Regions from separate parts of the Homo sapiens genome. Here region 2 is linked to region 1. Evidence: read pairs that join two places in POLR2A ChIA-PET (ENCODE). Cell type or tissue: B cell. All regions are shown on one strand.

The links. ChIA-PET counts read pairs that join two places held together with the same protein. Peaks named below come from ENCODE experiments on the same cell type or tissue, not always from the same donor. Only the 100,000 strongest peaks of a DNase experiment are listed, where the experiment ranks them.
Region 2: POLR2A ChIA-PET joins it to region 1 with 8 read pairs; 1 of 35 experiments calls an interaction of 5 or more read pairs at or near these places.

The regions. Positions count from the first base shown.
Region 1 is chr10:96,331,975-96,339,974 of GRCh38, reverse strand. DNTT (DNA nucleotidylexotransferase) reads right to left here. Exons shown (of 11, transcript NM_004088.4): 9 at 7,379-7,624; 10 at 4,001-4,084; 11 at 1,411-1,837. The coding sequence ends at 1,751. Among named protein-coding and RNA genes, the nearest start is that of OPALIN, 23 kb to the left of the region's middle. In B cell, a CTCF peak has its summit at 4,911 (motif pointing left); a DNase peak (open chromatin) is centred at 4,884.
Region 2 is chr10:96,682,047-96,690,046 of GRCh38, reverse strand. All of the region lies in intron 2 of PIK3AP1 (phosphoinositide-3-kinase adaptor protein 1), which reads left to right. Among named protein-coding and RNA genes, the nearest start is that of PIK3AP1, 34 kb to the left of the region's middle. In B cell, no CTCF peak of the experiment used is centred here; DNase peaks (open chromatin) are centred at 2,296 and 3,318; H3K4me3 peaks cover 1,387 bases; H3K27ac peaks cover 7,918 bases.

The DNA of each region.
Region 1 (8,000 bases):
TAAGGAACCATTTTCTTAACACCTTTCGAACACAAATAAACACCTTTCTAGAACATAAGCTTTATGCTTATAATCATACAGGCAGAGATTTTTGACAGTTTTGTTATCTTTTCTATGCCCTGTGCCTAGAAAAATGACTGACATGGTAAGCACCCAATAAATATTTATTGATTATATCAGTATGAAAATATTCATCTACTTACTACCTAGAATAATCTTGAATGTCATAACTGGGAAACACTGGGCAGCAGAAAAGACTAGAATACTTTGTGGATTTTGGGATTTGAGGCCAGTGGGGGTGGCTGCTGTCCACCCTCTTGTTGTCCCCAGCTTTTTTTAGCCATCAACTCAAGATGTGACAGGCACACACACCATCTGAGGCCCTTTCAGTGTGTTAGTTTCAGCCTGGACTGTCTTTGGGTTCCAGGATGGGCAAAAGTTTTCACCCGCCACTTCACACCCATTAAGACAGCTATTATAAAACAGATAATGCAGAAGATAACAAGTGTTGAGGATGTGGAGAAATTGGAACGCTTGCGCACTGTTGGTTAAGAATGTAATACGGTGCAGTTGTTATGGAAAACAGTACAGTGGTTCCACAAAGAGTTAAACATAGTATAGAATAGCCATTGAATCTAGCAATTTTATTACTAGGTCCCTACCAAAAGGATTGAAAGCAGGGACTCAAACAGATACTTGTAGGCCAATGTTCACAGCAGCATTAGTCACAATAGCCAAAAGGTATTGTATCTCCCAATATCCTCTTCCCAGAGGGACTGGAAGGAAGGGAAAACGGTCGTCATGGGCCTCCCAGCTCTTTAGCAGGCTGAAGACACGGAAGCAGCTGGAACAGATGACCTGTTAACTCCCTTCAAGGCAAAGGGTCTATGCCTCCTGGAGGAGGCAGGAGGAAAGAATGGGTCTGGAGCCTGGGAGTTCCAAAATTTCCCTCAGCCAGGGCTCCCTCCCTTCCCTTGGGTGCCCTCAGATAAGAAGCCAAGAGAGACTGACTTCCTGAGAGAGACTGAGCCATAAGGTGTAGACAGAAGCTCCAAGATGGAAAAAAGAGGGAGATATTTCTTTGATGGTTTAGGACATTGTCTTTCCTTCAGCACGATGGCAGGGAGAATACATCCTTTATGTGGTCCTGTGCTGGGATGCTTAGGGAACCAGCTGTATGATGGCCGGGAAGGAGCAGGCACTGAGCCGAGCTGAGCCAGTCCAGAGGCAGCACCCCTCCTCCACAAGCTCCAGAACGGACCCAAATCCCCTCTGGAATCTCTGCATCTTCTAATTAAACCTGTTTGTCCCCTTAAGACAAACTGTAAGCTCTTTATTCTTCCACTTGGTTACACTTGTGTTTTAAAATAGTTTATAATATTTGAGTGAAGAAAAACAGATTCCATCATCTTGTTTCCTCCTGTTTTTATTAGAGATAGACAGTATTTCAGCTACACTGCGAACAAAGTGGGCTTTGATGAGCTTCCCTGAATGAGCCACCAGTGACAACATCATTTCTCTTGAAAAATGCATTGTGAATTCTATGCAACAGTCATAAACATGGCCTATTAGAACCTTACCCATTACCAGTGGCACCTTCCCATGTTTCCAAAGTTATTTATTTCTAGTAGCAATCTGCATTTCAATAAGACCTAAATAACCCCAAACTCTCCTATGGCATCTTTTACTAATATGAAGCATAATTTATTTAACTTGAAAAGAATAGGAAAAAAATGTTGACAACACTTTCCTAGGCATTTCTTTCCCACGGTTCAATATAATCCAATCCCAGATGCGCAAAAATTTCTTCTTCACTTTCTGCTTTGAGGAATATCCTCTGAAAACATAACAAGAAATATGTGCATTCAGATATTTTTCATAAGCACCATGGTGTGGACACAGTGAAAGTGTTACTTATAAAATTGCCTTGTCAGAATGAATTACAGCCCAAACATAATTCCCTGCTTCTGAGTATAAAAAGTCATTTTAACTGACTTTCCAAAACATGGTACTAAATGAATTAAAGTAAAATCATAACAGCTTTAACATATTCAGCAAAAGCCATTTGGATATTTTTCCTACGGGCTGTAGTTCTGAACCACAGCTGTTTATTAGAACAACCTGATGGAGTTTAAAAAATAAACATTGAAGCTTGAGCCATACCCCAGTCCAGTGAAATCAGAAGCTCAGGAGAGATCTTATAATCAATCTATCTGAACGCACTGGGTAATTCTAACATGCAGTTATAATTTTGTACTGCTGGTAATTATAGGATACTTGTATGTGTTGGGTTTTCCTTAGCTTTCCATGCTTGCCTCTAACCCCAGCAGGATCCCACTCTGTGATCTCTTTAAGACCAAGCAGCTCTTCTCCTCCATCCCTTCTTGTACATAGCACGGTGCTAGGCACATAGAAGGTACTTGCTTACATTGAACTATTTAGAATGTATTAATTTGTAAGTGTTCCTTCATTGTACTATGTGAATCTGCCTTCACCCACATGCTTAGCATCCGAGGCTTTCCTGCCAGCATCCACAGCCCCCTCTTCTGTGAGCAGCACCTGGATTTTTCTATGGGAAACCACTCCTCTTGACTCTCAGTCCAGGAGGGTTAGGTGCAGCTGCTCCCAATTCCAAGAAGCAGCACATGACCCAAGTCTGGCCAATCAGAGCCACAGTAATGGGTTCAGGGATAGGCACATGACCCAGGCCTGGCCAATGAGCATCAGGTAGGATTCTTGGGGGAACTATTAGGAAACAGGCTCTTCTCTGTTGAAGTAGCTGGAAGAGTGGGACTTATGGGGAAACCTGCCTGAGAATAAAGGCAATACTGAGGGAAGCCTGCCTGAGCACCCATATTCGGCTGCCCCTGAACGCTTCGACATTGCAGTATATAACCCAAGTTCCCTTTTTTGTTTATGCCACTTTAGATTTGATTTCTAACATTTGTAACTGAGACAACTCTAACTGAATACATCTCATTTAGACTACAAGCTCCTAGAGGGAAATGATCATTACTTTTTTTTTTTTTTTTTTCCTGACACAGAGTCTCACTCTGTTGCCCAGGCTGGAGTGCAGTGGTGTGATCTCGGCTCACTGCAGCCTCTGCCTCCCGGGTTCAAGTGATTCTCCTGCCTCAGCCTCCCAAGTAGCTGGGTGTGTGCGAGCCGCCACACCTGGTTATTTTTTGTATTTTTAGTAGAGATGGGGTTTCACCATGTTGGCTGATCTTGAACTCCTGACCTCAAGTGATCCACCCGCCTCGGCCTCCCAAAGTGCTGGGATTACAGACGTGAGCCACTGCGCCTGGCCACTACCATTACTTCTAGTTATTTTGAGTTTTCTTCCCCATGGAGCCTATTTTGGTGTCCTTGATATCTGTAAGAAGAGTAGCCCTTAGAACTGTGGATTTAACAGTTGGATATTTAACTCTTCTAACTTCTACAGGCATCTATCGTTTTGCTGAGGGATGAATTGGATCATGACCACAGTAAGACTAGCACACCAAATGAGTGACATGGGTAGTCAATGAGACTAGCTGGATGCTCATTTATGTCTCAGGGCAGCTCTGTTGCTCTCTTTCTTGCAGGAGACTGTTGTTAATGGCCTACATGGCCACTCAAAATGCCACTGCCCCCTGCATTTGAGGGGTACACAAGTAGTATTTGTGATTTCTGGGGATCCCTGGTTTACTTTGGAGTTACTCATTGCCAACACCAAGGATATACCAAACCCAGTTAATGTTCACTGCTGGACTTGTTCTGGAAGCCCAATTAGCTCATCATGTTTCAGCCAAAATCTCTCGAATTGCATTCTGGGCCGGGTGGAAACTGCGAGTCTGTGGAAATCTTTCTTGCTGCCCTCAACTATGATGAACTGGAAATAGAACACGCATGACAAAGGAAACCATACCTGGATACTAAAATCAGTCCATGAAAAAAGCTCGGGGGCCAGCCTTGGGGATGAGGATCAAAGTAGCCCCTTTTAGGAAGAGAACTGTACCTTGGTCTTGTCATATAAAGCATGGTTATCCAGAATCATCTTCCGCTCATGTGTGGCATAGCGCCGGAGGTCTCTCTCAAACTGCTGGATAGGAGATAGTTAAAATAAATTATTAACACGTCTAGAATGTCTTCAGTATTAGGTGGCTACATCCCTCTAGTGAAATATGTAACTCCACTAAACATTCTCAAAGTGATTTTCCTCCCCCAGGGCCAAATTCTCTGGTGACAGAAGTCCGTGCTCCCATGAACACACTAGAATGTAAGCTCTGTGAGAGCAGGAACCTGGTTTGTTCTGTCCACAACTGTATTCCCTCAAATAGTGCCTCGCATGTAGAAGATGTATAGCAAATGTTTTATTGAATGAATAAATGAATAGCGTGAGCGTTCTACCAGGATAATGCCTGGTCCAGAGTAAATGCTGGATAAATACTAGTTTGGTGGGTGTTACATGATTTGGAATATTGTTATTGTAAAAGAGGATGGAGGAGTCAGGGAACCCGTTCCAGCCTGGACTTTGTCCCTACCTGGCTGTGCATCTCCTGTCAAGTCATCCAGACTCCCTGAGTCTTGGTTGAGTGAATGAAAGGATGGAGGAAGGACATGATTAAGACTCCCTCTGGCTTTAACATCCTTTCACACTGAGATGCCATGAAACTGATCGTCTAAGTCAACTGCTCCTGGATGACATCTCCCACAGTCAGGAATGGGCTCTGAGACTGAAGGGAGCAATACATGAAGCCTAAGACAGAGGACAGGAACACCTTGGGAAAGGAGGGCAACGAATTGTCATGGAGACTAGTTTTCCTGAGAGAAACACAATCTAGAAATTTTGTCCTCTTCATGTGGGAGTAGGGAGCAAGCCTGGGATACTGGTGCCCTCTAGTGGTAAGGAACAATTTGCTATTTTAGGAAAGCTCACCCGGGATGGTTGAGGAGATGGACTTTGCAATCAGAAGTCCTTTATTTGTTTAAAGTCACCCAGCTAAAAAGCAAAAGAGCTTAGTGCTCTGCCAGTGCCTTGCAGAACCAACAGCAACAATTTCTGAGTACTCTGAGGAAACAGACTAGAATGTGTTGAAAACATGTCCATCTTAAAAATAAAATGGGCAAATGTCAACCACTTCAGCCAGTGATGCTTAACTGGCATGACATTGCATAACCAAGGACTTCTTTCTGGAACGTTCCCCTTTCTCAATCAACTATGTGTTCCCAAAGATTTATGTCTATCAGACAAGTTGCATTTATGATATATTTTTTCTTTTCTTCCCCTTTTTTTAGGAATGAAAAAAGCATTTAGTTGTCAGTCAACATTTGTGATTAGAGTAAGAAATCCCAGTGCTAAGATGCTGTGCTGAATTAATTCCAGTCCAAAGCAAAGACACCTGACATTTAACCCACGGCTGAGAACAATTAATTTGTGTTGTGTCATTCATCTGTATAAAAAACCCTCTACGAACCCATTTCACTCAAAGCAACAACCAGCTACCTGGGAAAACAGGAGAAACAGGGTGAGGTGTTTAGTTGGGAGGGTGGAACACATGCGAATGGGACTCAAATCACAGGTGTCCTCTCCTGTGAGTGACAGGATATGGAAGCTACTACTTATCCAGTACTGGCCACGTGCTGGCTTGGTGCTGAGGCTTTGAGAACATCATGTCACCTAATGTCTCTGCAACTCAGGGAAGTAGCTAAGGTCATCGTCCTCATTTTCCTGACGGGAAAATTGAGTTTTACAGGATATAGAGAACTTGTCCAAGATCACCCAACAGTAAGAAGCAGTGCAGGAGCTTGCAACCAGGTCTGGGATGAACTCAACTTGTGCTCTTTCAGAAAAATTTTATAGCTTGATTTTATTTTTAATTAACATATAATAATTGTATGCATTTGTGGGTTATAATATGATATTTTGATACATCTATATACATTGCAGAATGATAAAATCAGACTAATTAGCATGTCCATCACCTCAAACTTCTACCATTTCTTTGTGGTAAGAACATTAAAAATCCTCTCTTTTAGCTACTTTGAAATATACACTTTTATTAACTATAGTCACCATACTGTGCAATAGAACAGAGTTTATTCCACCTGTCTGACTGGAACTTTGTACTTGTTGACCCTTTTCCCTGTCCATTTTCTGTCCTCATCCCCCAGCCTCTGCTAACCACCATTCTACATTCTATTCTGTACTTCTACGAGTTTGACTGTTTTAGATTCTACATATACAGAAACGAGATCATACAGTATTTGTCTCTCTGTGCCTGACTTATTCCACTTAACATAATGTCCTCTAGGTTCAACCATGTTGTCTCAAATGACAGAATGTCCTGTTTTCGAAAGGCTGTGTCATACTCCACTGTGCATATACTACATTTTAAAAATCCATTCATCTGCTGTGGATGCTTAGGTTGTTTTTATATAATATCTTGGCTATGGTGTATCATGCTGCAATGAACACGGGAGTGCAGACCTCTCTTTGACATACTGAGTTCATTTCCTTTGGCTATATACCCAGAAGTAAGATTGCTGGATCATATGGTAGCCCTGTTTTTAGTTTTTTGAGGAACTTCCATACTATTTTCCAAAATGTGTAATTTACAACACCACCAACAATACAAGAGGGTTCCCTTTTCTCCACAGCCTCACTAACACCTGCTGTCTTTCATGTTTTTGATAATAGCCAATCTGACGGATGTGAGATAACATCTTATTGTGGTTTTAATTTGCATTTCTCTGATGATTAGAGATGTTAAGCAAGATGGCAATATCTGCTTGCCATTTATATGTCTTCTTTTGAGAAATATCTATTCAAGTCCTTTGCCCATTTTTAAATAGGATTATTTGTTTTCTTGTTATTGAGTCTTTTGGTTTCCTTGTATATGCTGGATAATGGCCCTTATGTGATGTATGATGTGCAGATATTTTTTCCCAATCTGTGAGTTGCCTCTCCACTTTATTAATTGTTTCCTATTTCAATCCCCTTGCTGGTTTCTGTACTTCAGTGGTTCTCCTACTTGAGCTGCATCAGAAACACCTAGAAGCCTTTTCCAAACAAATTTCCGGGCTGAAATCCCCAGAGATGCTGATTTGATTCCATAGGTTTGGAGTGGGGTGAAGAATTTCCATGTCTAACCTGTTCCTGGGTAAGGTTGCTGCTGCTGGTGTTGGGGACCACACACTGGGAATAACTGTTCTAAATTAATCTGTCATACTTGGCCATGTGTGGACAGGATGCCTTGAGTTAGAGGTTTCTGGGTACTGGCCCCTCCCCTGTCACCCAGCCCCTGTTGCCGTCATCTCTCCCCTGGGCCCAGGTAGACTCGGCCTACGTCTTTCAGAAAGCTAACATCATCCCATGGGTCCATGTAGCACTTACCCGGGAGCCAGTCCATCCCAACAGGGCAAAGGCACGACGCTCGTAGGGGCACAGAACTAAATCCACACGGATGGCCTTCCAGGTCTTTCCTTCCTGCCAGCTGGACTGGTCACTGTCCACTCTTTGACGAGGCAATTTGAAAATCAGAAAGCACTTTTGAAAATGATCCAAAGCATCAACCTTCCTGCTAGGCAACCTGAGCTTTTCAAATGTTGACTCCACAAGGTCATAATATAAAAGTAATCCCTGAAAAGAAACAGAATGGCATCAGGAAAAGGCCCTGATGAAGAAGATCTATGATTTAACACTGGATTCTTAATGAAATCTTTTCAGATTCGAGCAGAACATGGACATGTGTTTGGCCTTGCATTAAAGGCCCACCTGCAAACACTAGGAGAAAACACTAAGAAAGTGGTTGCATTATCTTCCCTTTACGGAAAAGGAATTTAGCGATGAGAGAGGCTGAAGCAAAGCCACTTAATGGCAAAACTGCAAGAAAATCTCCCTCTCCACTTCTGAACCTCAGCTAGTGCTCTGGGCTCTCCTCAGTCCTTTAAAAACAAACCAACCATAAACAAAAAGCCACGCTGCAGGAATTTGAGACCAGCCTGGGTGACATAAT
Region 2 (8,000 bases), 350 kb before region 1:
GAAGGGCAGATTAGGATTCCTGGACAGTAGTAACAGAGAACAGAATTCTACTAGATTTAAGAGAGAACACTGACACCTGGAATGGCCATGTCAGGCAGGGCTGGAGGCTGGAGGCTGGATCCTGGGCACGTGGCTGCTGCATTCTTTCAGGGGAGAGGTGCTGTGGGCCTGCGCTGAGCAGGGGCAGTGAGTAAGGAGAAGAAGGAACACTTTGGAGGGGTAAAAAGCAGACAGGACCAGCAGGACATGGTGCATGATTGTGGGGTAGAGGGAAGACGGAGAACTCAGTGGGTGAGTTCAGTTCCTAAGCATGGAAGTTGCCTGCTGTGGGACTGGCATGTACATAGAATCTGCAAAATAAGAAAGGGCTTTCAATGGGGTGGACAGTTGAAAACTTCATGGAGAGGATGACACTGAAAGAAAGGATTGGATTTTAAGAGGGTTGGATTTTTTTTTTTTTTTTTTTTTTTTGAGACAGAGTCTTGCTCTTGCTCTGTTGCCCGGGCTGGAGTGCAGTGGTGCGATCTTGGCTCACTGCAAGCTCCGCCTCTTGGGTTCACGCCATTCTCCTGCCTCGGCCTCCTGAGTAGCTGGGACTACAGGCGCCCGCCACCACGCCCAGCTAATTTTTTTTTTTTGTATTTTTAGTAGAGACGGGGTTTCATCATGTTAGCCAGGATGGTCTTGATCTCCTGGCCTCATGATCCGCCTGCCTCGGCCTCCCAAAGTACTGGGATTACAGGTGTGAGCCACCACACCCGGCCAGGAGGGTTGGATTTTAAGAGGCATCGGTAAGGATTAAAGGGAAAGACATCCCAGGACGAGGGAACTCCATGGGCAAGGCACAGGGAGAGGAAAGCACAGGATGCGTTTGCATTTGGGCTGAGAAGTGGCCTGAGTCTGGGATAGTGGGGAAAAATGATTATGAAGGTTATATTGAGTCAGTGGAAGAAGAACCTTCAACATCAGGATGTGGTAAGAGCCTTACCCATTTTATCTCAGAGGGCCTTCTGTTGCCTGGGACAGCAATGTGACCAAAATGGCATTTGGAGAAACTATGGAAATGGTCCAGCTAAAGGGCTATCTCTTGTTCTTTAGTCGGTTGGATGTAGAGATAAGCACATGTAGATCCTACCTACGTGAAAGATGGGGGGTGGGGGTAATGCGTATTTTAATTAGCCAGATCTAGCCACTTTATGATGCATGCATATTTTCTTTTCTTTCTTTCTTTCTTTCTTTCTTTTTTTTGAGACAGAGTCTTGCTCTATCACCCAGGCCTGGAGTACAGTGGCATGATCTCAGCTCACTGCACCCTCCGCCTCCTGGGTTTAAGTGATTCTCCTGCCTCAGCATCCTGAGTAGCTGGGACTACAGGCATGTGCCACTACGCCAGCTAATGTTTGTATTTTTAGTAGAGATGGGATTTCACCATGTTGGCCAGGCTGGTCTCGAACTCCTGACCTCAAGTAATCCACCTGCCTCGGGCTACCAAACTGCTGGGATTATAGGCGTGAGCCACCGCGCCCAGCCTAATGTGTGCATATTTTTAAACATCATGGTGTACATGATAAATATATGTAATTTTTATGTTTTAATTAGAAAATTAATTTTAGAAAGAAATGAGAGCCATGTTATAAACATTTTCTGAGGAATATATCATAGCACATTTCCATGGCCTCGTATTTTATTGAGATAGTATCAAGTGCTAAGTTCCTGTGACTTATCCTCGCCCTTTGATTCTTATCACCAACCCCCTTTACTATCACTATTTATGAACTTTAGAGGGCTCAGGTGGTGTGTTTTTGCAAGGCCTCATCTTCATCCTGGGTGGGGAATGACATTGGCTGGGAGGAGCAAAAGGCCCTGAAGTGCCTGTCGAATCAACAGTGAAAATGCCATGAGGTGCTTGTGGGTGGGTGGGTGAGTTGTTTGTCCCTAAATCTGCAGTAGCCCCCTGGCACATAAACATAACGTTGAAGAGAAAGAGTGTGCTTACTCTGCCAAGGCTTCTTCAAGGGAAATTTCCTGTCCCCCACCCCTTCATGCCTCCCCATCAGATTTGCTCCAAACCAGCTCTGTGAATAAGTCACCCTAACTAGCTTCCCAACCGTTGCCTACCCAGATGCCACTCCAGGCTCAGGCCTTAGGATAAAGCAGGGACAGGGCTGATGGCAGAGAGGGATGGGCAGGCTCCATGTGCAGTTCATGCGGAGGAAGGAAGAGCAGTGGTGAGTTCCACAGACTAGGAAGGGAAGGAAGGGTGGGTCTAGTGTTTACATGCTTCCCTGAGTTGTGGAGGAAGTTAGTGCACAAGGTCTTTAATGCAGGCATGAGGGTGGTTAGGGCCTCAACGGATGGTGGCCTTGGGATTAGAAAGCAAGAGATACGTGTACGAGATTTAGGAGGGAAATTCAATGGGAAAAATAGAGAAAGCGGGACAAGAAGATAAGATTTTGAGCGTGGGTGACTGGAAGAATGATGTCACTGACAGAAATGATAGTCTACAGGGGCAGCTAATTTTGGAGGAGGGTTGGGCATTCACTCTCAGGAGTGCTGATCTGGTAATGATTACACAACCCAAAATCACTGCAGAGTGGACATTTGGAAGTGTGAGATTGGCACTCACGGGGTGGGCCTGGACAAATGGATGTTTTTCTTAATTCACTATTTATCAAACACCCACCATGGACCAGGCTCTGTGCTAGGGATGCAAAATCAAAGAAGGCTCCAATTCATCCTTGAAAGGAGGAGATCTTTTTTCTTTTTTTTTTTTTTTTTTTTTTTTTTTTTTGAGATGGAGTATCGCTCTTTTGCCCAGGCCGGACTGCGGTGGCGCTGTCTCGGCTCACTGCAAGCTCCTCCTCCCGGGTTCACACTATTCTCCTGCCTCAGCCTCCCGAGTAGCTGGGACTACAGGCGCCCGCCACCGCACCCGGCTAATTTTTTGTATTTTTAGTAGAGACGGGGTTTCACCGTATTAGCCAGGATGGTCTCGATCTCCTGACTTTGTGATCCACCCGCCTCGGTCTGAAAGGAGGAGATCTTAATCAGAGTCATCTAACAGAGATCAAGAGATCAGTTTCTAAAACACAGAGGGAAAAAGGAGCGTTCAAGGCAGTGGCTTTCAAAGGCACGGCCTGGGCACACCCACCTCCATCCATCCTGCCCTTCACAGGGCAGAGTGGGCCATTGTGGGATCCATGTTGAAATTTTATGTATTTTTTCTGTAAATGTTAACGAACCAAGTTGGTTTGGATTTGCATTCTAGATGTTGAGTGGAAGAGATATGACGCACAGCTGCACACGCAGTCTGCAGGAACCTGACTGTGCTGTCTCTGTATTTAACAGAGGATGGTCGGGGCATAAAGTAGTCCTAGTCAAGCAGCCGCACAATGCTGAGGGCTGACTGGGTGAATATCATGAAAGCTACGGGTGCTCTTGTGGATACTGTGAAATGCTGTTATGTTCTTAAGAGGCTGGGGGAAAATCTGTATCTTTTTTGTCTTTCTTCTTTATCCCACTGCCTAAGCCCATCCAACTCAAATTCTGTTACCTGTGGTTTCTCTTTGCTCTGGACTCCTGTGGAGCTCATTTGCGGTACATCCACGGGTAAAACTCATTTATCGAATTGTCTCCTGAATTCCAGTTTGGTTCCCGAGCTAGAGTGTGTAAATCCAGTAGGAGCAGGGCCCACATATTATTCTGTGGGATTTTCCTTTTGCTTAGCACAGTGTGGGCTCTCAGAGATCTTAGTAAATGCTGTTTAGTTGGCTGGCTGTTGGGTTGAAGTCTTGGAGCACAGATATTTTAGTTAGTTCTCCGCTGAAGCAGCTTTGGAACAGAGTGATTAAATTACTATCTGGTTAGGGTGATAGTCATTATCTGACAAAAATATGCGTTGACTGCCTACATCCTGAATTGTGAAGGAAAAAAATGCTTTTGGAACACTCATGATCTAAATAAAGCATCAAATGCAGTTTCATATTTGCCTCAGGTGCTTCTGCTGCCCTCCCACTAATATGTATTTATTAAACATCCACCCCTTGAATTTAGTGAGGACTTGGTGCTATATGGGACGTGGCAGAGGGATTACAGATTCTGTAGCAAAGACAGGCCCTGCTGTCCAGGGTCTCAGGAGCTCAGCCAGTGTGTGGGCATTAGTCTGTTGGTGGCTAGTTTCAGCATCTGGGACTTACTACTCAGCAGGGATGGGCACACATGTCATCCCTGAAGATGCCTCCATGCTCTGCCCTGTGTTGTCAGAATTAACTCTTTAGTTCCCTACTGCTGCATCGGACCAGGACATGTGGACATGGACCCTGGATATGAAGGAACTCAGTTGGCCAAAGCCGCAAGCCTAAGATTCAGTTTTGCAGAACTCTAATCCTGGCTCTAGTCACCAGCTCTGGGTTATGGGGCAAGACTTTCATAGGCTTCATTTCAGTTGTGGGTAAAATGCAGTGAAAATGCACACCTCGCAGGGCTGTGGGAGATGTAACTGAGATGGTGAATGGAGACACATCTCCCCTCTTTCCTTGCCACCACCTTCCTCACCCACGGCTTGTGTCTGCTATTTCATCAGCATTGGCTACCAGCCCAACTATGGCTCCAGGGGCTGTGGGCAGATGAAGATGGTTTGTGTCCTTTCTTGCCCAACCACAGCCTGGCTGCCTCTGCTCCTCCCAGCTTTGTGGACCTGAACAATGAAGTACCAGGATGGGGGAGATTTGGAGGTGCTCTCTCTTTGCCTAGTTCATACCAGCGATGGGTTTGTGCATCTTGAATTTGATGACCACTGGAATGACCACTCCCAAACCATGCAAGGATCATTTTAGATTTGACACTGGTTATCTAAGGAACTCTAAAAAAGAAAATCACAGCATAAATAACTCATAAGCTGAATTTTGTGGCATTTGTAGATATATTTATTTATATTTTTCAAAAGCAGTATAAGTTTACAGAAGATAACCAAAACATTCTTTGCTTCCTTCCTCCGCAAAAGCCACACGTCTGCATCATTTCTAGGAGGCTGTGTTGGGGAGATTGTGATCTTCCTACCGATCTTTTAAAAAAGCAAACACAAACAAAAAACCAAGAATCTGGTGTTGGTTGCAATGCATGTATTGGTTCAACTCTTACAAAAGGATTTTATCCTTATCCTCAGCTTGTCCTGTTAATTGGCAACATCTATCAGAGAGTGCCGCCTCAACTGCTCTGATCTTTAATTTTTGTGATCTTATTTAGGTTTTCCATTGCTGATGGTTCTTGGTGAAGTTTTTTTAAAATTTCAGTATGGAATATATTTGTTTGGCTCTTATCTTTTCCAACCATTTGGAAGGTACCCATTCTGTCTTAAGTTCTGCCAATTGCACCTCAAAGTTTTTCTTAAGATTGCCAGCACAGGTTCATTGGTCTTTGAAGGCACTGGGATGTTCTTTCTGATTATTTCTGCAAACTCTCTCCAGTAACTCAGTGGCATAGGTCTGCCTCTCCCCCTGCAGCATGGTCCAGGCTGCCTTGGACAGTGGAACACATTGTACAGCACAGCCTGTCTGCTCCCAGATCAGACTTTGTGGGTGAATCAAGACATCTTGTCTCACTGAGCTGGGCCTTGGCCTCAGCACAAGCCTCGCTCAGGGGAATGGCCATCCACTGCCGTTCCACTAGAGTTGGCACCTGGGAGGAAACCAGCATCCCATTCCTGGACTAGCGTTTTTCTTGTATATATTATCACACTTAATATGCAAGACTTCTCACTTCTGGGCATGTAAGATACTTTGGCAACTATTTGGAAATAACCCACTCCTTGCTCACATTGCCTAACTAGCTATGCCAATGGTCTTTAATAGAAAAGAATGGCTGAGAAGCTTTAAGAATGGCTTATTTTTGCTCTACACAATGCCTAACTGTTAGGAGTATTTAGAGGAGTTTCTTTGTCATTTGGGGTGGAATTCAGCCCTATCTCCTAAGTGGCAGAATGGCACTGGAACTAAGTCAGGGCGTTTTCAGAAATCTCAAAATAAATGCCCTGTGGTGAGGCCTACCAGGTCTTAATAATAAAAGTGGTAGACTGTTAGCCATCAGTCTAATTCAAGTGTCCAGACTGGAGTTATTACAATGAGTAGCACAGCCATGTGACCAGCATTACTTCCTATATATACAGTCTTGAATGTTTATTCAGAGGAAATGGATTACAATTTCCCTGACATTTGGGCATAAAACATCTGCCATCCTATGAATTAGAAAAGTAATGAGGTCTTGGATGATATGTCACTTATCTTTATTAAATGCAGCTCTCAGCACGTAGTAGCATCTAGTGCTCAATAAATGCTTGATGAATGAATTAAATGAATGGACTATCACTACATCATAGTTCGGCTGTAAATACATAGAATAAAATGATTTGGCTTATGGAAAATGACTTGATTTTATTATCTCAATTTTCAATACAACTGAATTGCCCAGTTTCTGGGATTCTAAGTAGCAATGGAATGAGATGTATAGAAGTGATGAGATGGGTGGGCTTCATTAATTTGTTAGTGGGATTAGTGTCATAAGTAGATTTTTTTTTGTCAGTACATTTTCTGAAAGTGTCTTTTCTTACCTTTTTCTAAATCTGAAATACATTTCCAACATCTCTGAATATTCAAGGCCTCTCTTACAGCATTGTACTCATAGAGTGAGAAACATTTAGACTCCTTGAATGAGGATTTATCTCTTTATCTGTGGCGTACTCTCCTTACAGTTGCCTATTCTCACAGTCTTAAGCCACTTTAGCAATTGAATAATTCCTCTTGGATGACTAGGTGAATTCCAGAAATTTTGGGGGATTTGCCAATTACACACTGAACAGTCCAACCTTGTTTTATTTATTTATTTTTAGACATGATGCGGACATCCTTTAGAAATTAACAGAATTGTATGCCCTGGCTTGCAGTTGTTATCTCAGGGCACCTTTTAAGTTTTGGTTGTGACAATTTTCACAGAAGCGTTGTTCGATTCTTAACACTGGACCAAATCCTGGAGACTTGTGCAATGATGGCCACCATTTGGGGGAATAAGTGTATGTTACTAAGTGTCTAGAAACTACTTCAAATACCTGTTTTAAGAACCTTGCTACAGTCTGTTTAAATGTAGTTTTTTCAAAATAGATTTTTAATGGTTATCTTCTGAATAGCTTGGATTTGCAATTGAAGAGGAAAGCAGCTCTTTTTAAAAAAGTAGATTACATCAGAGATGGAAAAGTTGTATCTAATTCTGTGTGATGGTTGCTATGGTGATGATTGAATGTAAATTTCAGTTTATGGAAAACCCTGTTAAGGTTTTGATTAGAGACCAGAGGTGAGGCTTGGGGTCAGTTGGTGAAGTGGCTAAAAAGCATCTATTAATGGGGCGAAAAGAAAAAAGAATGACGGGGTCACATGCAGCTCGCTCCACACCCAGGTATCAGTCAGCACAGGCTTATCTCATCATGGGGAGACGGTACAAATTAGAGCAGGGAAGGAAGAAAGGTGCTTCCCTTTTCCCTTGATTTCTTCCTTGAGGAAACGGAAGACGGGAAAGCATCCTTGGAGAGAAGGCAGCTCTTGCAAAGGTGAACTCCCATGTGCCAGTGTCATTGGTTTGAAGTAGGCATTTGGCATGTGGGAAAGGAGCTTCAAACAACAGATGCAGGAGCTGGACTCAGCCATCTTGATGACCCTGCAGTCACGATTCCCATCCTTTGAGTACCCGCTCTTACCAGCAAGAAGGAAAGGAAAAAAAAAATCAGCAGAGGAGTAATAACATCAAGTTACCCTAAAGCTTCAATCGTTAGAATTGTAAATCAACCTGGAGAGCAGGCTTTGCCCCTTAAGTTAAGCCATTTAATCTAAGAAGGGACACTTAAGGATCAGGAGTAACTGATCTATGAACAGGTGTTTGTTTATCGAAATCTTACTCTATAGTGCTAGCTATTTCATTCTCTAGTATTTGTGTGCAGTTGCTCTAATAGTGCATCC